2 separate regions of the Homo sapiens genome follow, and region 1 is linked to region 2. A link is a loop called in an ENCODE intact Hi-C map of the cell type or tissue named here. Cell type or tissue: endothelial cell of umbilical vein. All regions are shown on one strand. Links, peaks and the distances in the headings refer to the core of each region. The heading gives the core; the rest is flanking DNA.

The links. Hi-C counts contacts between places; a loop is a spot of excess contacts. Peaks named below come from ENCODE experiments on the same cell type or tissue, not always from the same donor. Only the 100,000 strongest peaks of a DNase experiment are listed, where the experiment ranks them.
Region 1: a loop joins it to region 2, with 19 times the contacts of the local background. A loop is called at or near these places in 10 of 110 quality-filtered maps.

The regions. Positions count from the first base shown.
Region 1 is chr18:66,868,466-66,876,465 of GRCh38, reverse strand. No RefSeq gene overlaps it. Among named protein-coding and RNA genes, the nearest start is that of MIR5011, 210 kb to the left of the region's middle. In endothelial cell of umbilical vein, for the core only: no CTCF peak of the experiment used is centred there; a DNase peak (open chromatin) is centred at 3,995.
Region 2 is chr18:66,551,229-66,569,191 of GRCh38, reverse strand. It overlaps CDH19 (cadherin 19), which reads left to right. Exons shown (of 12, transcript NM_021153.4): 3 at 482-776; 4 at 14,668-14,787; 5 at 17,934-17,963. Among named protein-coding and RNA genes, the nearest start is that of CDH19, 44 kb to the left of the region's middle. In endothelial cell of umbilical vein, for the core only: a CTCF peak has its summit at 8,878 (motif pointing left); a DNase peak (open chromatin) is centred at 8,901.

The DNA.
Region 1 (8,000 bases), core at 1-8,000, 310 kb before region 2:
TTGTTTTAATTAATGTATCCCTGGTCAGAGTAAACAAAAGTGGTACTCTGATATAGAAAATAATTGGCTAAAAGTAGAAACAAATACTAGATTATAGAGATGGTTTTCACTGGGCATAAATCAAATAATAAAATCAAAATATTTTTAACAGTCACATCTATTTATCAAAATCTGAACCTTCAAACTGATGAATTTTATGTTGGTCTATTAAACAGTGCACATTCTCTAAAATATATACCGTATGTAAAAACACACTACTTTGTCAAGTAATTTTTGCACATTTTTAAAAACACCTAAGCCTCATACTGACAAAAATTAGGGATTGCCATATATGAGTTAATGATACAGTCATAATTTTACCTAATACCATTTTATTACAATAATTATCCAAAAGGAATAAAAATGGATTAAAAATATACATTTGTTATTTTACTTAAGAATATAATATGTTGGCCGGGCGCGGTGGCTCACGCCTGTAATCCCAGCACTTTGGGAGGCCGAGGCGGGCGGATCACGAGGTCAGGAGATCGAGACCATCCCGGCTAAAATGGTGAAACCCCGTCTCTACTAAAAATACAAAAAATTAGCCGGGCGTAGTGGCGGGCGCCTGTAGTCCCAGCTACTTGGGAGGCTGAGGCGGGAGAATGGCGTGAACCCGGGAGGCGGAGCTTGCAGTGAGCCGAGATCCCGCCACTGCACTCCAGCCTGGGCGACAGAGCGAGACTCCGTCTCAAAAAAAAAAAAAAAAAAAAAAAAAAGAATATAATATGTTATTAAGACCAATGACTCTTAAATTTTAGGAGAAAGCATGGTTAGTATAATAAAGTTATTTTTGTAATATATATATTTACTATATCACATAACAAGTAGATTAAGGTGCAGTTGCAGAGTTGATTAGTCCACATCTCAGCATCATCATCAAAGACCCAGACCTCATGCTGTTTATTTGTACATCCACTCTAAGCACCTTGGTGGAAGCTTGTATCCCAGGATGGCTACAGCAGCTTAGGCATGGCCTCCTCATGAAACAACACCCAGAGTCCATTTCTCAAATGTTTTTGTTCATATTATGTTAGACTATTTAACATTTACCCCGTAAAAGTAAAGATGGGGCCAACCTTCCCCAATACACAAGTAAGAACATGTAAACCTGAACACAGCCATGGTTGTGTCACCATGAAAAAAAAAAAAAGGCGAAGCTTTGTTGACATAGCCAGTGCCTAGAACAAACACGAGATAATTGGAAACAACATCAAAGATCATTTTGTCCTATCCTGGTATTTTAATTTCAGTAGGTATTTTATATCTGTGTATGTTTTGAGTTCTTACTTTTATAACATTTCTAAGTTTTATTAAAGTTAATGAATTATTGGGATCAAATGACTTGTATAGCACAGTGCTTTTCTCAAGAAAAAGCTTATTGTGCAGACTAGCAGAATTGAAACAGGAGCATATTGATTTTTGCATTTGTAACATTAAGTTCATACTCTTCAAAACAAATAGACTATTGGCTAAACATCCTCATTATTTTGATACCATTTTGACTAAGGCTGTATCCTTACATATGCTTATGTATATACTTACATATATGCTTAATTTATATAAACATTATACACATATGTGTATATGTACATGTATATATATGTGCTTATGTATATGCTTAATGTATGTAAATGCTGTGTAGTCATTCAGGAAAATGAAAATAACAAAAATTTAAATATTCTTAATTGTTTTCTAAGTAAAGTATCATATCAAATATAGAAAATATTAAATCAGCTGTAATATAACTTTGAATACTAGCCTCTGTTAGCACTTTCAAATTCAGCACAGTCATTAGATCTTGTGTAAGATTTAGAGGCTGGGGTAGCTTTAGAGTGAACAGGACAGAATGGACACAGAGGCCTGCCCTGCATAAAGTTTCCAGGTTAGGCCACAGGAGAGTCCTCACACAGCCTCCCACAGTCACTTACACTACACTGTGGAATTAGAATCATACAAAGTCAGAAACATATTTTAGTCTAATTGTAAGAAGTTAAATGAAAACAAAATGTTAATTAATTGAATAAACACATTAATTCAATGAACTACAGTATGATTTTAATGGAAATGAAACAATGTATTCTTCTAAAGCGTGTATCCATTAATCATATAATTATCTACAACATTCTGTGAGGTACTTATCCTTGAAGGAAACTGAGGTTTTAGGGAACGTGCCCGATGTTGCGCTTAATTTTGAGAGCTTAGATGTGATCCCAAGTGATTTGGAAACTGACCTTGAACAATATTTGCTCATCTGTCCTCTCAGTTTCTTCTCAGAACATGTTTGCAATAATTTCTGGAATGTTTGAGTACCTAGCATCAGAAGTAAATATAATTATTAGCTACTGTCATCTGTAAGAGAGATAGCTGGCAGATTGTGTTTGCAAAGATGTGGGAGTCATGGGCAGGCTTGCGGAAAAACAGCTGACAGAGGAATTAGAAAAACAAAATCCATGTCAATGATTGAAAAATATGATTTAGGTAGTATCCATCCACTTCAGAATTACCAAAGATACTTACTAAAAATCCACAACACTGAACTATACCCTGGACTACTGAATTTATATGGAAATCTCTCACTTTTATTAAAAAAAGAGCTCCTCCAGCTGATTGAAACCTCCACAATATTTGAGGATTGCTTTTATATTTACTTTGCTGGTTTATCTATGCCTAGTTTTATGACCAAATTCTAAAAAATGTGGCATCAGCTCTACTTCACCTGGGAGCTGTATGATTTGAAACAAAATTACCTACATCAGTTTAGGGAAAAAGAAATAGTCCAGACACCATTGCTACCCCAGGTTACTACTGTTACTAGCTTTTCCTCACTAAGGCCAATATTCCAGCGCTCACTGCCCATTCTCTTCATTTTCTAAGCCCCAATCAGATTATTGGAAAGAAAGAAAGGCTGGGGGCAAGATGAAATATAAGGGCTGGCATTACATATTTCTAGTAGATCCATCTTCAAGTCTAAGGTAAGGGAAAAAAAATCTGAGAAACTTGAACAGGCCTTATAAAAAGAAGGGATGTGTTTATGAAATACTGAAGACAATGTAACTTTTAATTACATTGGATTTTGTTGCAACCTGTACCTGATTGGTTTTTGCTGCTGTGGCCATTTTTTTATTTTAGAGATGGGATCTCACATGTTGCTCAGGCTAGAGTGTTGTGGCCATTCATAGGAGACATCAAAGCACCTCAAACTCCTGACCTCAAGCGATACACCCGCCTCAGCCTCCTGAGTAACTGGGAATACAGGTGTGGATTAATGAGTTTTTTTTTTTTCAGGTGCCATTAAACTGGACAACATACCTACGAAATTACACATCAAAGCATTTCAAAAATAATATATAATTCAAATAAATTAAAGTCATATTGAACTAGTAGCCATAGATGTTTAAGTAGTCATGAGGGCCAATATAGTGCCATGCTTAGGTCTATAATGTATGTTTTGAATAAAGGATTTATTTGAAATATTTGCTGAGGGCCTTTTTAATGTGTAAATTTCATACAATACAAACTTGTGATTTTAGTTATTGTTTAATAATTGAATAATCCTTCTGATTTCCTGAACACTTTTTAGGACAGCATAATAAAAAATAAATTTTCATGGTAATTATTTTTGAACTATAATAGGTAAGACAAAGATGACATTATCAGAAGATAATTATCCTTCTGACATAATCAGATGATAGTATGAGTAGAAATAGAAGAGCTAGATAAACACTTTCTAAAAAGTTCAGATATCAAATCCTGGCTCAAGTTCACAATACTCATGTGATTTTTTTTGTTCCTCTGAGTCCTTCTCTACTTTCTTGCATTAGACTACATGACCTCAAAGTTCACATTCACTATCATTCTGTGATTCAAAATCGCTATGCTAAAAAGTATGTATATAGTGATTATAGTATACAGAATATATTTATTATTTAATCACTAGATGGCAGTAAATGTGCAACTGTGAGGTGCCTCAAATCTGTTCTGCATACTCAAGGAGGGCTCAAAATGCATGCAAGACAATCACTGTTTGACAGCTTCCTTTCAAAGGTTAGCTGGAAGGAGAATATATCCTATCATAAGAAATCACTACACAGTATAAGGAAAATAAAATGTCATAGCTCAATAATGTAGTAGGAAATATCTTCAAATAGTAATTTAAAATACTTTATCTGAGGTAAACAGTATTGGTGTCTTCCCATTTAAAACTGCGGTGAAGAAAGAAAGAAAGAAAAAACCATAGATCAGAACTTGCAAAAAGTGATGAAAAGGCATATATCTTGCCCACATGAGACATAGGTTTCTGCTTCACACATAGTAAATGATTTTTTTTAAAGTAGATAGCAGAAACTACCAAGAATGCTAAATCCATTTACCAAGTAAAATTGAATTAACACATTGAAAGTAATGGTACAAGGGATCCCATTCCATTACTTTTAATGTGATCATGTCTGTGTATTCCACAGCAATACATTCTTCAGAAATAGAACAAGCTTCCCAGTATATCCACATAATGAATGAGAAAAGGAAATGAGAGTTCTGTCAAGTGAATATCTAATTCCATTTCTTATAAATTCTTCTTGTCAGCAGCCACTTATCACTTAAACCACAGCAATGTAGTCATGATACTTTTGTCCCTCTGTCCATCTAAAGTACATCTGGTGGAAGCGTGATAATTTAATTGTCATTATTGGAAGATTTCAAAAGTGGAATAAATTTTAAAAGCATTTTTAACTATGTGTGTGTGTGTGTGTGTGTATATATATATATATACACATATATATACATATATATATACACACATATATATACATATATACATATATATACATACATATACATATAAATATACATATATACATATATACATATATATACACATATATATATAATGTGTATTTTATACACACACATATATCTTCTGTGACCAAGGTTTGATAATGTTGGTTAAGCATTATCTACAGAGTTAGTTTTTAGACAGTAAACTGCATTTTTCACAACAATTTTGTGTTTGTCTGCAATTTATAGCAAGCAATAAGTTATGTAAGAAAAATGTCACAGTGACATAGAGTCCACTAAGCATATTCAGCTAAAGGACACTGTTGACTTTTGCTGGGTCATGTAAGTTTTAGCATTATAAAAAAGACTTTAGATTTGCTAATTTTGAACCTTAATTAAATATTTGTGTTTGTTCTATTTGCAATTAATTGTATAGGAGAGGAAAAAATTTGTACAGGAGAAGAACAAATCATTCACAAAAATGTCAAAATGATTAACAAATTTTTTTTTTCTAATTAAAAGCAAATAATCTTCCATGTAATTTACCTACCATGGTCTCAGTAGGTTTGAAGGGCATTTTTCAGGCACTATTTCAATGACTCAGTGAGCTTTTTCAACATGCCCTGCCACATTCCCCTAAACATTATCAAAACTTGGTGGATAGAAAAATAGAAAAGAAAAACAAAGAGACTAGTTAACCATGTGGTGAAGATCACCGGCTTTAACATTTAGGCTATACTTAAGTAGTAGTCTATTTTATAAAAATCACTTTATCTCTGTGAGCCTGAATTAAATTTTTGTCTATAAATATGTCCCACAATGATTGTTATGAGATCTAAATGAGGTACTATTTATAAAATGCATTTACAGTACCTAAAACACAGTAACACTAAATAATTAAATCAAGTAATCCAACCACTGCTTCTAAACAGTTTATTCCCTGATTGGAATAGCTAGTGAAAGGTATTTTTTGTACATTATATTGAGTGTCACCAGTAATGGTTATGGAGATAACTTGGAAATACTGTTCTGGGACTCAGACTGTGCCCAGTGAATAAGCAGAATTAATTCTCTGGGGACAGAAACTCGGGATTTTTAATGACCAATAATAAACTAGGCATGAATTTAGCCTGAGGATCAGGATTGTTTAATCTGATTAACCCAGAATCTATTCATTTCCCATGTATTTATCTCGAAGTATTGATTGCTTAAACTAGACCTTTTGATAAATTTTACATATATTAGCTCATTTAATCCTCACAACAACAATATCCATTTTGAGTTGTTATTCTTACTATATCAATTTGCAAGAAAAGAATACAGAGACTAATAACATTTAAGTTATTTGAAACAAGTTATTCTAAAGGTAATTCCATGACAATGACAATTCTGTGAGTTTTTATAATTAAATAATAATGTATTAAATACCAGGAATAGTTATATACCTAGATATATGAGGAAAGGTGTTTTGTTTGTTTGTTTGTTTTGGTAGAGTAAGGAAAAGCTTCCTGGAAGAGGTGATTTATGGCCAAAGATTCAAAAATTAAGTGACAAACCCTGGTGAAGACATTGGGGCATGAGATATAGTGGAAGGTAATAACTTACGAACAAAAAGACAAGAACAAAAAAAAGAATGCTAAAAACAAAGTAAGCCTAAATGAATAAGGTTTGGACAGCAAAGCTGGAACTAGAGAGCGATTGGTAGGAGACTGGGAAAGTAAGGGGACAGATAATGAAGTGTCCTTCAAACACCTTCAGGTGCCATCACTGAGAAGTTAACCGAAAGGTTTTGGATCAACATGGATAAAAGTTTCAGAGAATATATTTGAGACAGAAACACTGTTATGAGGAGGAAAGACATTTCTGGCATGTTGCTAGAGTTCAGATAAACGATCATGAAGTTATAAACTAATACAGAAAAGTAGAAATGGTACAGCAGGTGAAATTTGAGAAATACAATTTAAAAGGAAGAAGGCATAGTCACATATTTAAAGTAGGGATTTAAAGCATGCATATTACCATCAAGCAAGCTAAAGAACAACGTTCACAAAGGTGATAAGACTTCAAATATGAGGTATTTAAGGTATTTGAGGAAAATTCAGTCAAGTTTGTACATTATAATTTGAGTATATATTTCTGAAACCTGAAAACCTGGAGAGAAATCTGAGTTGATATCATACACTTAGAAATCTTCAATGTTCAAGTGATATCAGAAATTGATATTGCTTGAATTTATTGAATGAAAAAATGAAGAGTATCTTAGGGATCAAAATCAGTAGGGTTTTGAAACGCCCTTTTACCAAAGTAGGAAAAAAAAACCATTAAGATGTTCATAACATGAGTTCAAAATTGCAAAAAATAAAAAAAAAATTTGAGAACAGCTTAAGAAGAGATGGAGAGAGCAGAGCTTGCATAGGATTCAGGAAACACAAATAAGGGAGAATAAGTCTGTAACATGGACGTTCAAATATTTTTTGGCCATGGTAGGAAATATTATTTCATGAAGAACTTGAGTTCTATTCAGCATTCTTTATTTTCTAGTATCTGGGAAAACCTAAGTTATTAATTTGCTACATGTATCAATTCAGAAGACTGGAATGGCTACATCCTTGTGTGTTCAGTTACTTATTACCTTTTCTGACTTGATTAGTATAGACTTCTAAATGAGAGGAAAAACAATTGCCTTTCGAGGCCATGTTTTATTAGGATTGTGTATCCAAAACTAGAATGTCTGTTTAAAGACATAGAAGGCTGAACATCATATCCCTGCATAGAGAATCCCTTACTGATAAGATGCAGTTCCACAAATATTAGGAGTGTTGTTTCATAGATTTTATTAAATCATTTTGGAAGTTACAATTTCACAGTGTTGAGGATTTCTGGTTCCCCAGGGAGGACTTCATGCTATATCTTTTTTTTTTTATTTCTACCATTTTTATTTGAAGTTCAAGATGAAATACTTTAATGTTTCTATCAATCATATTTGAAGACTTTTAGATAATGCTATCCAGTTGAACCAACCTTAAATCACAAGGAAATTTTAAAAGTCTTAATGTATTATCCAAACCTAATTTTGATTCCTTGTTTTCTTTCTGAAATTAAGACAATTTTAGAAAGTATTTTTAAATGGATCATTATTTTTCCTACATTTAATATGTAATTGTGATTTTTTCTAATGTATTAAA
Region 2 (17,963 bases), core at 5,077-13,076:
CATTATCTTTATGAACCCTAATTTTCATCCTAATATTTTCTTGTTTCCATGTATATTCATGCAAGAGATAGAACATCAGTGTTTAAATGTCACTAAATTGTCTTTCTATCTATCTCAAGGACCCAATCTAGTATAAATATTTGAGAGTATAGTTTTAGTGACTGAGAATTTAATTATAAATAAAAACTGAACCAACTATGTTGTGCATAACTTACAAAAGAAGCTTTATTATCCAATTATTTTTGTTTCTGTTTAGAATAATGAAATGTGTATAGTTCTTTACACTAAATATTCACTCTTCCTTCTCCCTGGTGATAGATTTTAATCTTGATATTAATATTTTGCCTCATTTAATGTAATGTGGAAATAATATAAAATCATTAACTTGGGGAATAATTAACATACATAAAAAGAAAATCTTGATTTTGATTTGTCCATTTCAGATGTTTGGAAACTAAATGATCCCTCTTTCCATTTGCAGCTAAGATCTGATTTAGACAATGGAAACAATTCTTTCCAGTACAAGCTTTTGGGAGCTGGAGCTGGAAGTACTTTTATCATTGATGAAAGAACAGGTGACATATATGCCATACAGAAGCTTGATAGAGAGGAGCGATCCCTCTACATCTTAAGAGCCCAGGTAATAGACATCGCTACTGGAAGGGCTGTGGAACCTGAGTCTGAGTTTGTCATCAAAGTTTCGGATATCAATGACAATGAACCAAAATTCCTAGATGAACCTTATGAGGCCATTGTACCAGAGATGTCTCCAGAAGGTATTGCATATTAATTTACATCAAAGATATATTAACAATGAAGCAGGTTTAAAATTTGAAGGATATGTTTTGGAAGTAGATGATTTAAGGGTCTATACTAGAACTTCCTTCTACAAATATGTTTAAGTAAAATATTTGAAAAATTAGACTATGCATCAAAATTTTGAGAAAAGGGTACTACATATTAATGTTATTAAAATATCTCAGCCTTCACAGGAATAAAAGAAGTTTAGATATGTTTATTTGAGCAATTCGTAAGTTTTTAGACCTTGTTCATTTACTAGGTTCTTAAGTACAAGAATTTCTTTTTCAAAACAAAATATATTTTTGTATCTCATAAAAGCAAATAAGATAATCCTGCAAGATATGCATAAAAATAGGAAAAGTGAATTTATTAGACTCTATTGTATACATCAAAATCATGAAGAAAAAACCACTAAGACAAAACTAAGTGGTTGAACACCTGTGTGTGGCTGTGTTTATTCAAAGATACTTTTCAAAACCCAGTGTTGTTGTTGTTAATATTTTAAATATAATGCATTTAGGAGAGAATGGTTTCCATAAGATATAAGAATTGACTGTCTTGGAAATTAGAAATGTCTTTCCAGTAAAGGGGAAATTGTGATTATGCACAACTTCTCTCAGTTATTCACTCAAAAAATTTTTGTAGCACAATATACTGGAAAGTTTAATTCAAAAATTTACTTAACAGTGACAAATAAATGTGACTTGATAATGGCCATTTTAAATTACGGTAACATGCTTATAACTACTTTACCTCATTACTTGATTCATTAGCCAATGATTCCAAAAATACATATTTCATCATATAATTTTCTGATTCTTGATTTTTAACATTCCAGGTAGGAATTTAAAGATGTATTTCTACATTGTTTGGAACATAGGTCTTTAAATACAGCAGAAACAAATTTGCCTGTGTAATATATATCAAGACAAATTATTATGAGATGTAAATAGCACTTTAAATTACTCTATTTTGGTAGGTAGGCAAAGAAACAGTTCACCTTCCTCATCCCTCCCTCTCCTCCTCCCCCTTCTCCACCTTCTACTCCTTTCCCTTACTGCCCTCCCCTCTGTCTCCTTATTCCCTCTCTTCCTCCTTCCTCCCTCTGCTTCTTGCTTTTCTTCCTCTGCCACTGCTTCTTCTTCTTCTTGCATATATTATGATGTAACATGCTAGGAATCTTCCTTTGAAACTATAGATAAAATTGTAAAGGAGATAAAGGAGTTACCTGCTAATATGAAACACATTTTAGTTATATACAAATAAGAAATAGTTATTTTAATTAAAGGAGGTAATATATGATCATGTATAGTATAAAAGTGTTATGTATGGGTGAGGTATGATGATTATTAATTGTCTGGAGGAAACGGGACATTTTAGGAGGTGATATTTGAGGTGAATTATACAAAGAGGCCATCCATACCACATTCTAGGAAAAAAGAATCCATAGCAGAGTGCTCAGGGCTGTATACATCAATATGGAAGTCATCAACATATAACACGTATGTCAGGCATGGCAATGAATGAGATCCCTTTGGCAGAGAACGTAGCTGGAGAAGAGAAAAGCATCCAGGCTGACTTGACTGTTAAGCAAAAAGCAGTCGGCTGGCAAATTAGAATGAGTGGGATTGGCAAGCGTTGTAGGAAGAAGGGAAAAATATGAGAAAAGATGTTCCAAAAGAAGAAATCCCTCAACCGTGTGTAATGCTGCTGTGAGGCTAAGATTAAGACAGAGTGGTGACTTTTGATTTGGTAAGTTGAAGACCCCTGGTTTTTTGATAAGTACAACAGTTTAATTTGTGCTATTACAGCACACTGAAGACTATTGTATGGCATAAAAGGAAGAATAAGAGGAAGTAATAATGATTTAAGCCAAGTCTAAAAGGTGTTACGCCACAGGGAGAAAATGAAATGTGAGATGCTAGGTAGAAAAAGATGAAGGTCAAGAGGACTTTTTGCTTGTTTATGACTATTCAATTGTTTTTTAAGAAAGGAAATTGAACAGCACTGTTATATACTATGGGGAATGATTCCAGAGAATAATATTATTTGAAGCAAAGTAAAAGGACATAACTTCTAAAACACTGTTCTTGAAAAAAAAAAAAAAAAAGAAAGGGTCATGGAATCCATTGTACTTATAGAAGGGACAGATTATATGTTAACATATTTGTTCATAACCAATCAGTTAATAAACGTTTCTATTTTGTCAGTGAAGCATAATGCGAAGGCAGTAATTGAGAGAGCATGGGTAAAATTTTAGAGAAGAGGAGGTACAATACTGCCATTTTACAGAGTTGGGTAGTGAACCCATGAGAGAATTATTGGTATCATGGTATCAGTGCAGCCCCACTGTAGATGTTCAGAGAGATTGCAAAAGATGGTTTGGTCTGTGCAATATCTAGCAAGCACAAATCTCTTTGTGCATTGCAATTTGAGATAGAGGTACAAATTATCTTTTCAATTTGTGTAATCAATACATACTGTGTGAGTGCCAGTTAGGGTCCAGGCTTTGTATGAAATCATGCAAGAACTAATGAGCACTTTGTGTAACCTTTCCATGAGAGGGAGAGGCCAGCTGAGTGATGGTCAGTTGCTATTAGAAGTGTTATATAATATGGAAATAGGGGAATATTTCTATTGCTTTGCCAAACTTCTAGCAACGGTTTCCTTCTGAAGCATTCCTGCATTTGTGTTGACTGTGAAGTAAATAAATCAATTAATAAAATTATATGTGATTTATCTTTTTTCCTCAATCTCAGTATTAAATTAATGAATACTGCGGGTTTTATTACCTAAATATAACTTCAATTCTTCATTATCTTTCTATATCCACGGCCATTTAAGTTTTTGAATATTGACCTTACTTCCAAATTTCCTAGCCAGCTACTTTATTCTTCAAAAACAACTATTGCAAACATTTTGCTGTTTCTTTTTCTTACATATATTTCTGTTGTATTGAAGTGAACTGCCTATTATTATATTTGAATCTGCACTTGAACTCAGAATTTGGTTTGAATTACTGAAGGGAATCCATATTTCATTATGTCATGAGATAAAATCAAGAAAATTATTAACTTGTTGCTTATTAAACACACATTTCTTTACAAGTAATGATGGGCTTTTACTGACTGCATTTATGTTTGAAATGAAATTAACTTCAAACTAGAACTTTCAAGTAGAGTTGAGATAAAACATTATGCTTTCCCAATTGTCACTTTGGATTTGCAAAGTTACTATTTTTCTGCCATCCAAAAATATAAGATTTATTAGACCACAAGTCATAGAGTGACTGAGATTTGGAAGGATTGAATAAATAAATGAGTGAGTACATGGGTGGACAAAAAAATGCTAAATAAGTGATTAGAATAGTTTAGGATATAAATAGAAGATTTCGGGAGATGTGAAATTCATGGAAATCATTCTGAAATTGTATCTGAATAGCCAGCCTATCAAATATGTAATCTTCCATTTCAGTAATATTTGCTAGTTTTACCTAAAACCTTATAATGTCAAAAAAAAAAAAAAGAAGGGGCATTTAAAATACGTGTAGTATACTACTTAATAAGCAATTAAACCAAAGCAGAGTCGGGTAACTTATCTTCTGCAAATCAGCACAAAATCCTGCTAAAAGTGAAACATGCTTTAGCCAGTCACATTACGTGGAAAACAACCATAATAAATAGATATTGATATTGTACACATTATGAATGATCATTAGTGTTAATAGACTTTGTTTATATGTCTGTGTATGTGCAAATGCAAAAGGAAAATTTAAAATCTGACTTCCTTAAAATTTAGTTTCACATATTTCTGCCTAATAAAAGCAAGGAGAATATATTGTCTAGTAAAAAGACTATCCACTCTCTTTGGAGCTTTTCCAAATAAATATCCTCCACCAAATTTTTCATATCTGTAGTCACTGAGGGCATCATTTTTAATATTATCAAGTGTCCAACATTCCTTCCACTTGCAATAACCATTTCCTTTTATTTTCAAAACCAGATGCTTTTGAAAATGAATGGGGATAACTAGTGAGTAAGACTCTGTTTACCTTACTATTTAAGGAAGCTTATTTTGGCATTTCAGATTTTAAATTCAAATATAATATGTTATAATGATCTCTGTAATTATTATGCAATATTTTAAGTTGCATTTTTTGGAAAAGCATATAGAAAATTTAATATTCTTCATCAACAATATGGTACAATATGTCATAAAGGAGAGCTTTTATAGAAATATTAAATTCACCTTAAGCTTTGTATGGAAAATCTATACAAATTTAATTTCAGTTAATACTCAGGAAAATAAAAAATCATGAATTTTCAAAATTTATCACATTTGTGAATTAGATTCTATAAATCTCTTGCCTTTGGGAACATGAGTTGAACATGACTGAGACTGGGATGAATTTCTCTTCTTATTCTTCTAAATATAATATTGTTTGATTTATTAAACACAGTCTAATTTGTTTTACTTAAATTCCATTATCTCAGATTATAAAAAGTAGAGGTGTCAAAAATGCAGCACAAAAATAATAAAAATGACCTAGTTTTTAGGTGACTATGGACAGAAAAATAAAAAATTTGAAGAACACTTTGCCCAGTTAAGATGACAAGTGAGAAAATATTATCTGTTTCCTGAGTTTCACTTCGAGACTTTAGGTTGTAGAGTAATTGCAGCTCAAGTATAAATGCAGCAAGAATGGGTCAGTCAGTACTGGTAGAAAAATAATTATCCTTGTACTAATAAAATAAGTTCCCAATGTGAAGGAGTGAGCAGATATACCTATACAACTCTTATGTCATGTATTTGATCATTTGATCACCTCATTCATCTTAATCCTGTTTTATTGTTGCAGAAATTACATATGCAGAGTGTGGATCACTATAATATTATTTGATCTGTATAACATTGAAGTTGACAATTATACAACCCAACATCTCAATAAATTTGTTTCAGATTAATCAAAGTATACTTGTACTAAAACTGGATGTAAAAATAGCTTTTCCATTAAATTTATATCTACATTGTAAGAAAAGAACAGTTAATCTCCTTACTATTGAATTCAAAATGAATAAAATATAACATTCTAAAGTAAATGTCATTTTGAAATCTACAGCTGGAATCTTGGCATTCAAACACTATAGCATACTGTGGCACCTGTACTTTAGTATTCCATAATAAATGTAAGCTTTAATTATAAAATGCCCTCGCCACAGGTTGCTAATTTCTCTATTGCTTACATAATATCTAAATTAGTCTGCATAGGAAAATTTTTCACTTTTTATGATTTTTTGTTTATATGCTTCCCATAATCACCAGTGGATAAAGCATTCTATGTGACACAGGAAAGAACATCATTTAATAAAGTTGTAAGCCATGTTAAACATCTGCATGAGAATAGTTTCATCCTCTGCATAACTCCTGGTTAATAATAAAATTTACATAACTCAACAGAGACAGAGTTACACTACCTTTACCTCAGGTTTTACTCAGTGATGGCAGAATACATCTGATGTTTGGATAAATTATTATTGATGCTTTCATTAATGCTCTCAATCTTTAAAATTTCTATGTAGTTTTATACAGGTTAGCACCTTTAAACATTACAAGAATGCTTCATTTCACACACACAACAAATATATTATCTTCTGTTAAGATACTATTATCACACTAAAATTTTCTGTCATAAAAATGAAAAATATATCAGTAAATGCAATTTCCAGAGATGACCAAACTAACGTTTTCCTTTCAAGCACGTGGTACAAGTGTACATCCTGTGTCACCTATGTCAGGGGTTCCCAACAACCAGGCCACAGACTGGTGCTTGTCTGTGGCCTCTTAGGAACCGGGCTGCACAGCAGGAGGTGAGCAGCAGGCAAAAGAGCTAAGCCTCATTTGTATTTACAGCCGCTCCTCATGGTTTGCATTACCACCTGAGCTCCGCCTCCTGTCAGATCAGTGGCGGGATTAGATTTTCATAGGATTGCAAACCCTATTGTGAACTGCACATGTGAGGAATCTAGGTTGCATGTTCCTTATGAAAATCTAATGCTTAATAATCTGTCACTGTCTCCCATCACTGCCAGGTGGGACTATCTAGTTGCAGGAAACCAAGCTCAGGGCTCCCACTGATTCCTCATTATGGTGAGTTGTGTAGTTATTTTATTATATATTACAATGTAGTAATAGTAGAAATAAAGTGCACAATAACTGTAATGCGCTTTAATCATCCCCAGACCATCCCCATGCCCACTCCCCACCCTGACCATGGAAAAATTGTCTTCCACGAAACTGGTCCCTGGTGCCAAAGAAGTTAAGGACCACTGACCTATGTTACAATAAGTTTCTGCAAAGAATGTGATTGATAAAATAAGCAAAGTCAAATATTGTGTTGAACTTATTTTTATAAAGACCTTTTGCTATGAAAAGTTGCCAAGATTTGGAAACTAGCTAGAAAGACATAATTAATATTTTAAATTTGCAATTATGAAAAGTCTCTCCAGAGTAATGCAAACAATGTCAACTGTCCACACAATAATGGAACCCAAGATTACATTAGTAATTATATTTGTATGTTTATTATCAGAATAAGTGAACTGATAAGCTACTCTAATTAAAGTATGATTCTAAGAGAATTTTTTTTTCTAAGCACACTTTTGTTCACTTAGAATGGATACAAACTACAAGTCATTTTGATTCTTTGCATTTCCAAATACCACTGGCACCTCTGATCCAGCCACAGTGACCCCACTCAGGTATGCATGCTGAACTTTGGACCCTTCGGTCCCCCAAAAAGCATTTTTTCACTCTCTGTTTACATTCCTTGCTAATTTGATTTCAAGGATCTCATTAATTTAAACTTTTCAGAGTTCCCATCATTTGGTAGTTACCCAATTCTGCTTACTGGATGGTGTATTGCAGGGAATAATAGGACTTAAGGCTGTGGCAATTCAATATACACAACTCGTGCTACGTTATTTTCATTTTGTGTGCTATCCTGGTGGCCACTTTATATTGTCACTGTTGTTTTAAGGTAGATTGAGTGACCAGATCTTCAGTTTTACCCAGGACAGTTCTGCTTTACTTCTATGTTTCTGTCATCATGTCCTAGAAGCATTTGTCCCAGATTTTCTGTTTTACAAAATGACTATTATTAAGTCATTAAAATAAGCCAGAGTGAATTTTTCAAACATTTACTTTGTACTTGTAGCTTCTTCCATGGAGTGTGAGAAACAGTCTGTCAGACAAATGAGCAATAAATAGACTTCTCTTAAGATATAGTTAAATCTGAAAGAGGACAAGGGATAACCCAAAGGCACTGTATGATAAAATAGTTAAACTAAGAAACTCATTAAATGATGTAAATACTTATGAAGAATATTCTTCTGGTGCTATATTTAATGTTAAAATCTTCTCTAAAAAAGATTTTATTAATGTTCATATATATTATTTGTCTTTTGTTAGAAATACCTATTTCCAGTATAAAATGTAGAATTTAATTTTTGATCCACCAATGGAGTAAGACCCACTTTGCAAGTATTAATGCTATCATAATAAAATGTTCATCAAATGAATGAAGAGAGACTAAAGAGGTTAGGTATATATGACCTGTACCATGCTTCATGTTCTTATCAGATAATGCACCCTAAATATGCTACCCTTCTTCAGTAGAGTAAGAACAACCAATCCAGGCTGGGAAGAGTAATAAAAAATATGTTTAACAAATTGAAAAAGAGATTTGGGCTTTGAGAAAAATATCAAATTCCCCAGGACTAAATATATGTTTTCCATAAATATTATATACATATATTTGCCCTGATTCTGAAATTTTTGCTTTTCCCCCTCTATTTTTCTTTTTTTCTGAAAGTTTTATTGTTCTAATATTTATATTCTTATTTTTCTTATTATTTACCTTTCACATTTGGATCTACAGTCTGTTTTAAGCTGATATTTGTGAAAGGTGTAAAGCAGGTGCCAAATTTTATATCACAAAATTGGTGTTAGATAGATGGACAGATAAATGGAGATATCAAGCTGACCTTGCAGAATTTACTGAAAAGTTTCCCTGATGTTCAGCTCTGCCACCTTCTGGTGAAGGGGTTCTCTAAATTTGTGTAATCTTATCTCTGATTCTCTAGTTGGCTCTACCAGCTATTCATTGCTCCAGGGCAAATATTATTGTCTGAACTACTGTAGTTTTGTCCTAGGCGTTTGCTCGTTATTAGTGCAACTACTGTAGGTATTCTTCTTCAATAAAATTGCCTTGCGGAAGTTGCAGTGTTCAGAGACCACGCCATTGCACTCCAACCTGGGCGACAGAGTGAGACTTCCTCTCAAAAAAACAAAAACAAAACAAAAGAAACAAACAAACAAAAAATGCCTGGACCATACTTGGTCCTTGTTTTTCCATACAAATTTTACTTATTTTTTAATTGTCTTTCCAAGTTAACCATTTATACAGTCCACTAGGATTTTGATTGAGCTAGCTTTTAAGCTGTGTATTTTTTTATTTTTAAGTAGTCATCTAATTCCTAAATCCAGTATTTTCATCTATTTACTTATATCATTAATTTATCTTTAGTTGTTTTGCAGAGGTTACAGTTTTTGTTTAGATATTCCTGAATATTTTATTTCTTTTCATATATATTATATATTTAACTAAAATAGGTTTCATGAATATATATATGCCAGAGTATATACATATATATATTCATATATTAAAAAATGCACTTTTATATAACATTTGTGTCCCTGTTGACTTGCTAAATTTATGAATTTAATGTTTTTCTGTAACTATATGCATATTTTGAGTTTCTAGCAGAAAATATTATTAACTTTAATTATTTAGTTTTATTTATTCTTTTCCAATATTTATTTATCTACCTGTCTATAAATGCGTTATAACTGCATGGTATTGCCTCATTGCATTGTCTAGGAAGTTCAGTACAATGCCGAAAAAAATAATAGTGACAGAAAAACATTTTTTTCTTTTTATTATTGCAGAGGAAAAGTTTTAACTCTTCACAATTAAATATAATTACTGTCAAGGCTTAAAAGCATTCATTATCAGATTCAGAAAGTTTCCTTTTATTCTTAATTTTTAAAAAGTTTTTATTGCAAATGTAAGTTGATTTTTAGATGTACTTTGTTTTTTTTATTTTTCTCCTTTATATAAAAAAATTGAAATATATTTTCCATGGAAATACAATTTTAAAAGTTTCAAGAGGTTACAGATATGGCCTGTGTAAACAATGGTCCTTATGTAGAATAGTAGCCATAATATTTTAGAACACAACAGCAATTCATAGTGATGAGTGGGTTGTTTTTAGGAAATGGGATGACCGGGGATGGGAGCCGCATTTCTCATAAACCTCTTCGGAGTGATTCTGACAGTAAACAATAATCAGGACATGAACGGAAGTAATTACATAAGCCTAGAAATCCTCCAGTACTTGAAAAGAGCATTGTGGTGGTATTCACTATGACTCAAACATGACACAGTTCTGATATTACAGACAAATGCTGAAATACTTACATATGTTCTTATAAAAAATTATGTAGGAATTAAACATTCGTTGTCTAAACCAACAAGTGTTAGTTAACCTATATTTAACTAGGAAAGGGGCACTATAAGACAATTGATCATTTCCACTGAAAGACACTTTATTGGTTTCATAGTAATATTTTCAATTTTATGTGGACGATAAAACTAATTCCTAACTACAGGTGAATGTACAAATTGATTTGCTTACAAATAACAAGTCTTTATAAAAATATAAATATTTACAATTGTGTTAAATATTTTTGTATTGCTGTCTGCTTTTATATTTAATTATTATTGTGATCTCTTTATGTTACTTGACTATTTCTTGAGGATTTCTGCCGAATACAAGTTACTCATTAGGAAAACATACAGGCTTAATTCTCTTTAAAAACATAGAAACAATCCAAGAGGATTTAAAATTGCTTAAACTGTGTTTTATAAATCATGGTGTCAATAATAACTGAAAGAGGGAAAAGAAAGTAGAAAACAACTAAATAAAATAAACAAAGATAATTAGGGTCCTGTAAAAATCGAGCATTGCTAAGATTCATCTAAATTTTACAGCCAACATTTCCAAGGCATGAATAAAAATTAAGAGAAAAACTACAAGCACTAAATATTTGGAAATACTGCTGCATATTTTTGCCCTCTTAAATATATATATTATATATATATATATATGAGATAAAGATATATGATTAGATACAGATACATGTCTGTCGCCCAGGCTGGAGTGCAATGGCGCTATGTCTGAACACTGCAACCTCTGCAAGGCAATTTTATTGAAGAAAAATACCTACAGGAGTTGCACTAATAAGGAGCAAACGCCTAGGACAAAACTACAGTAGTTCAGACAAGAATATTTGCCCTGGAGCAATGAATAGCTAGTGGAGCCAACTAGAGAATCAGAGATAAGATTATACAAATATAGGGAACCCCTTCATGAGAAGGTGGCAGAGCTGAACATCAGGGAACCTTTTCAGTAAATGTAAAACACACATTTACTGAAAATATATGTGTGTATATATACATGTATATATACACATATGTAAATACACCATACTTAGATCTACCTGTATACATATATGCCTATATATACACATAAACATCTTCTCACACACAAAAAATGTAAGGAGTGAATCACTTAATACTCATTGATAGTCCTTACCAAAAAGTAAGCATTTCTAAAACATTGTTGAATTACACCAATTCTATAGCCTTGGTTCTTTTAAAATGCCACAAGTGTCATAAGAAAGAATAACAAATATTTCCCCAGAAATTAAAATCCCCATCAAATTCATGTGTGAGTGGTATTCTGAATATTTATAATATCACAGATTTTTTCCACTAAAATTTCTAAGAATTTGACCTTTTAGATTTTCTACACACTCAGGGAAATTATTTTGTGTAATCTATTAACAGAATACATTAGATTCTCCACTTAGTAGACAACAGGAGAAAAACACTGAAGAAGTAACTTTTGGTTACAAGTAAATGAAGCATCAGTAAAAAATGTTCACCTGCTCTGGCATGTCACTACCTCTTTGCTTTCTATGGGTGTGATCAAGAGGAGACCTGAGAGAACAGGTGTACAGTAGGTTACTGAGCAGGCACAATAATCCAGGTGTGTGTAAGGAGTACACACTGGTATCAGATACAAAGGGAAATCAAGAGAAATGAGAGTTGTTTCCATGTCTTTGCTATTGTGAATAAGTCTGCAGTGAACATGGGAATGCAGATATCTTTACTAGTGGTGTATTTCATTTTCTTTAAATAAATACCCAGTAGTGGGATTGCTGGGTCATATAGTAGTTTTATAGTTAATTTCTTTAGGAACCTCCATATTGTTTTCCATAATGGCTACATGAATCTACATTCCCACCTACAGTGCACGTGTTCCCTTTTCTCTATACTCTCACCAACACTTGCCTTCTCTTGTCTTTTTAATAATAGACATCCTAACAAGTGTGAAGTGATATTTCATAGTAGTTTTTATTTGCATTTTCATGATGATTAGTGATGTTGAGAACCCATTCATATAACCATTGGCCATTTATTTGTGTGTGTCTTCGTTGGAGAAATATCTATTCAGGTTCTTTGCCAATTATTTAATCTGATTATTTGGCTTTTTGCTATTGAGTTGTATGAGTTCTCTTAAATAAATCCCTTATCAGATAGAGGAATAAAGAAAGAAACTGTGTCATATATTTACAGTGGAATATTATTAAGTCTCATCAAAGAAGAAAATCTTACCATTTGCCACAACATGGATGAGCCTGGGGGACATTATGCTAAGTGAAATAAGCCAGACACAGAATAAAAATATTGCATGATCTTATTTATATGTGGAATCTAAAAAAAGTTCAATATAGAAAGATAGAGAATAAAATAATGTGTCGGGGATATGAAGAGGGAGGAAATGGAGGTATGTAAGTCAAAGAATACAAAGTATCAGATAAGTAAGATAAACAAATCTAGAGATCTAATGTACAACATGAGGACTATAGTTAATAATATTGTATTATATTTGAGATTTGTGATGAGTGAGTAGATTTTACTTGCTCTTTCCATGCACACACAAAAATGGGTAACTTTGTGAGATGATAGATATAATTTGCTTTACTATAGTAATCATGTTACTATCTATATGCATAACATGTTGCATACCTTAAATATATATAATAAAATTTATTTTATAGAAAAAGCATGCTAAAAAAACTGGACTGGAAAAAAGAACCTAACTGTATGACATATTTCTATCATCAAAGTGTGAGGTCACCTTTTGTGAGTCATTGCATTTTCTGGACTTCTTGGTTCTCATTTGTATAGTACTAGCTTAGGGGCTCTAAAGACTGATATTACTAAAATTTATTTCAGTCAACTCTGAAAATGGTATGATTTTGATGATTGTATCTGAAGCCAAAGATAGGAAATATAATTCTAGAAACCAGGGATGGGAACCCCTTATGGAAAGAAATGATAGAGAATTATAATGAGGAAATGTGGGATAAGTAAGTGGATCGGTGCATAGAAGGATAGTTAAAGGAACAAGTCTTGCGCAATATGGATCAATGAAAGTGATGGTCCCTGTTAACTATTTTGTTGGAAAAACTTTCACAAATTACTAAATAAATTCACTTTAAAACATCTGAAACTAGTAAGTGTCTACACATTGAGTGGTTATTCAATAAGTTTTGGAAAAGAGAGGCAAAAAGTTTTCCTGATTCATTTTGAATCAGGTAAAAGTATTACCCATAAAATTATGTGAATAAGAAGAAATTCTACTTCAATAGAATATGCTGTATGATATTAAAACAAATGTTAAATAGCATTATAAAAATATTAAGACAAAAGAGCAAAGAATATGTACTATTTAGGGCCACAGCAAAAGTTTCATGTTAGTGAAGTATAGAATGGATTCCTATTAGAGTGTATCAGTTTATAAAATTGGGCTACGATGAGAAAATTCATGATGCTAGTTGTAAACAAAACCACAGAAGCTATTTGATTTTGTGTCATTCGTGTTGCTATTCTTATTGACACAGTAAACAGTGTTTCAACAAATACATATTTCAAATAAGATCCATAACATTCAATTCCATGTTTACAGAAAGATACTTTGAAAACTCAATATTTTTGAATAAATATTTTAAAAATCTGAGCACTAATTTTAAATGTATACATAATTATTCCATATGATTTTATTTCTTGTTACTGAATTTTAATGAGAATGCTTATGTTATCAATATCTGCAAGATTTTACTTTGCTTTTTAAAAAATTCATCAAAGGAAGTAGGTATATTAGAGAAGAGAATTAAAGGAGCTGAATAATTATGCCCATCCTTATCCTCAACTGGATACTCTTTCAAGCTCAATTCAATAATCTTTGTAAATATTTATCAACCTTCTCCACTTTGTTTAAGGTACAGGCTACACTATAATTTTTGGTGAAAAGCATTTCCAAGTTCCTTTTAATTTCTCCACTAATAATACACCTTGGAAAAGTTTATGATTTATAAATTATACATTACAATGAATTGTTTAATAGCTACATCTTATTAGGCCATCAATCTACATGTTTAAAATTCCATATTGCATACAGGAATTAGGAATATTTTGTATTAAAAGTTATATTCTTTTGCCTGAAAAAAATAAAAAACAACAAAAAAATACATTACTTTTACAATTAAGAACAAGGAGGTGAATTGAGCTTTCATTTTGTAACAACATCTTGCTTGGTAAAGAAAGACCGCTTCACAGAACTGAATTCATCCTGAATAAAACCACAATCTTAATTTCCTGTATTATGTTCTCTTTAGGAACATTAGTTATCCAGGTGACAGCAAGTGATGCTGACGATCCCTCAAGTGGTAATAATGCTCGTCTCCTCTACAGCTTACTTCAAGGCCAGCCATATTTTTCTGTTGAACCAACAACAGGTATTTGTGAATGAAACAAGCAAAGTTTAACATGATTCTAAAGAAGGCAATTGTCAGCAAAAATTATCTGCTTAGAAACATGTTTTACAGTAGTCCTGATATGTCAATAAGCAAAAAGATTGCAATTCCTAAGCATTTAATTACTTTTAGTCTTTTAGCTGATACTTCTAGGAGACTGGATTTTTCATGTCCATAGCACAAATTACTTATGTATGTGGTTTAAATCATATGTAAAGATTCTTTTAAATGAATTAGAAAAAGAGACCAGCAACCCAATTTAAAAATATAGGGAAAAAACATTTATAAGCAATTGACAAAGAACAATATACAGAAAGCCAGTAAGCATATTAAAAATGCTCAGCCTCATTAGTCATCAGGGAATACAAACTAAAACCACAATGAAATACAGCTGCATAACCCTGCAGAATGACTGAGATTAAGTCTGAGTATAAGGCTAAGCGTACACATTGATATGAGACATTCACCTAAAAATAATTCTGTATTTTACAGATTTCTGATTTACATGAATACAATATTTGATTCTTTTTGTAATATTGCTCTACCAATCTGCATTAATCAATTGAATATAAAATAAGTAGAACACAGTTTTCTCTTTTCTTTAAACAATCATATGACCCTAATTCATTAAACAAAAATTAATTTTTGTGTTTTAAACAAAGATTAGGCCCATGTAATTTTTTTTCCTTTAGAAGATTATAGTCTCCACTGAAAAAATATATATATATAACTAATCACCCAAGAACGTGAGAAGTGCCAAAGAAGTAAAATTCTATGGTTTTTAATACAAGGAAAATACTATTTCCAGCTTATATCAAAACCCTTAAAGAATTAAAGTATTGTGTTGGATCTTTAAACATTTCTTATTTATTCATTCAGCAAATATTGAATGTCTCAGCCTTTTTCAATTAGGGTTTCTTGAGAGAGTCAGATTCTAAAAAATATTATTTGAGTACCTATGTTCTTAATTCTCTCAGGAATGTACATGGCCTTTATTTTTTCAAATGTATGGAAGAAAAATTATTTTATTATATGCAATGAATGCCTCAAAACATTAGACTTTAATTCCCTCACACATTCAGGTCTAGAAAGGCTGAATATGTACCAAATGTTATACAACTTGCTAGATTTATAAAGGTACAAATTGCAAAATTTAAAACAATACATAATAGTAACAAAAACAAGATATAATAATGGACTCTTCTTTCTTGGAACTTACAGATAGATATTAAACATGAATAGTAATACACACATACATTCCACTGTAGGTACTTATGAAGTAAAACCAAAAAGTTTCAGTGGGAGAAAACAAGTCAGGTTGACTTTATGTTGTGTGGTCAAGGCAGAATACACGGAAATCAGAAAGTTTAGCTGAGTCTGTAGACAAGGAAGGGAGAGTGGAAGATGATTTCAGGGCATGGGAAAAATTAGGGAAATTCCTGAGGTGGGAAAGAGTTGAAACTCTTAGAATAACTGAACACCAGTGTGGAGAAATGCAGAAGAGAGAAGAAAGGGAGGTGTCTAGAGTACAAACCCATGCTGGGTCATACCAGGCCTTCGTGACCATGTTTTCTTTCCACCCCCAGCCCCTACCCTGCACACTGACTTTTTAACTATACTGAGCAGGTTAGCTAAACTATTACTTGCATTGCTGGAGAAGCGTTGGTATGGACAACGACAAACATGGATTAAATTACTGAAAGCATAAGTTCTGAAGTGCATAAGATCCAGAAATACATATCCTTTATTCAGTCAAAAGGCTGAGAGGAAAAGTTGAAAGCAAAGTAGGCACAGTTAATGGGGAACAAAGACTCCTAGGTCCCTCTCCCCTGAGTCACATACAGGGAGACGCTAGCAGCACTTGTGCAACATATTGAATGCTTTCCATTGGATTCAAATAATTGATTACATGTGTGAAACACTTTAGTCCGCAACTAAAATCCCCTCATGTTATGGTCTAATTTATCTTTTAAAAGTTCATATAACAATTCTTTAAAAAATTATATTATATTAAATTTAGTCCAATAAATCAAAAATACTACCATTTCAACAAATAATACAAAACTATGGAGATAGTTCACATTTTTTGTTCTCAGTCTTTGAAATCAGGTGTGCATTTTATACTCATATGTCATTTTTTTCACAAGTTTATTGTATTCTTTAATTTACTTTTATTTTAGGTTCAGGGCGTAAATGTGCAAGTTTATTACATGGGTAAATTCTGTGATGCTGAGGTTTGGGGTACTAATGATCCCGTCACACACAGGTAGTGAGCATGCTACCCAATCAGAAGTTTTTCAACTATCTCCCCCACTCCCTCCTTCCCCTCTCTAGTAGTCCTGAGTGTCTATTGTTTCCATCTTTATGTTCATTAATATCACAATTTTTAATGAATATTTTGCCCTTGATATATTTGGGTATTGGGTATTATTTATTTTTTGTGACTGTTTATGTGTTCCCCAAATCTTTAGAAATGTTGAGTCCTCTCTTATGAACCTGTCTTAAGATTTTCTTAGGTTCTTTTCAGTGATAGTTAATAAATGTATATTAAATAATTTTATAGAATTTAAGCATTTATTGCAATATTTATCATTAATTATCTTGAGTTTGAATATATTATATATGTGTATACACACACACATAAAATAACTGGGTCAACAACCAGGTCTTCTTCAGATCTCATAATTCTAAGTAGACTTCAAAATAATAAGGGCATGACATTTATTTCATAAATTTGGTATTATAATTTACAAATCTATCAATAATATACTAACTTCAGAGTTTCGGGGACAAAGTTAACTGTAGCAAGCCGATATTATGTTAGAAGAGATAGCAGAAAATAGGTTAAAGTAAAAACAAGACATTCTTTTTTTTCTACCTGTGGATTATCTTAACATAGTATTTTATTAAGGGCCTACCAGTGTTCCTAATATTGTGATGATCACTCTAGACTCTAGGCAGTGTTGATGTTTAATTTATTTTTTATTATTTTTCTCTAGTGAAGTCTCTGTCACATTGCAGTGGTTCAACATATAGCAAAATAATGTATACTGCAATGGTTAAGAAATTAACTAGAACTTTGTCATGATTAATAATGAAATAATTGGAATTTTATTATATTTTTAAAGGAGTCATAAGAATATCTTCTAAAATGGATA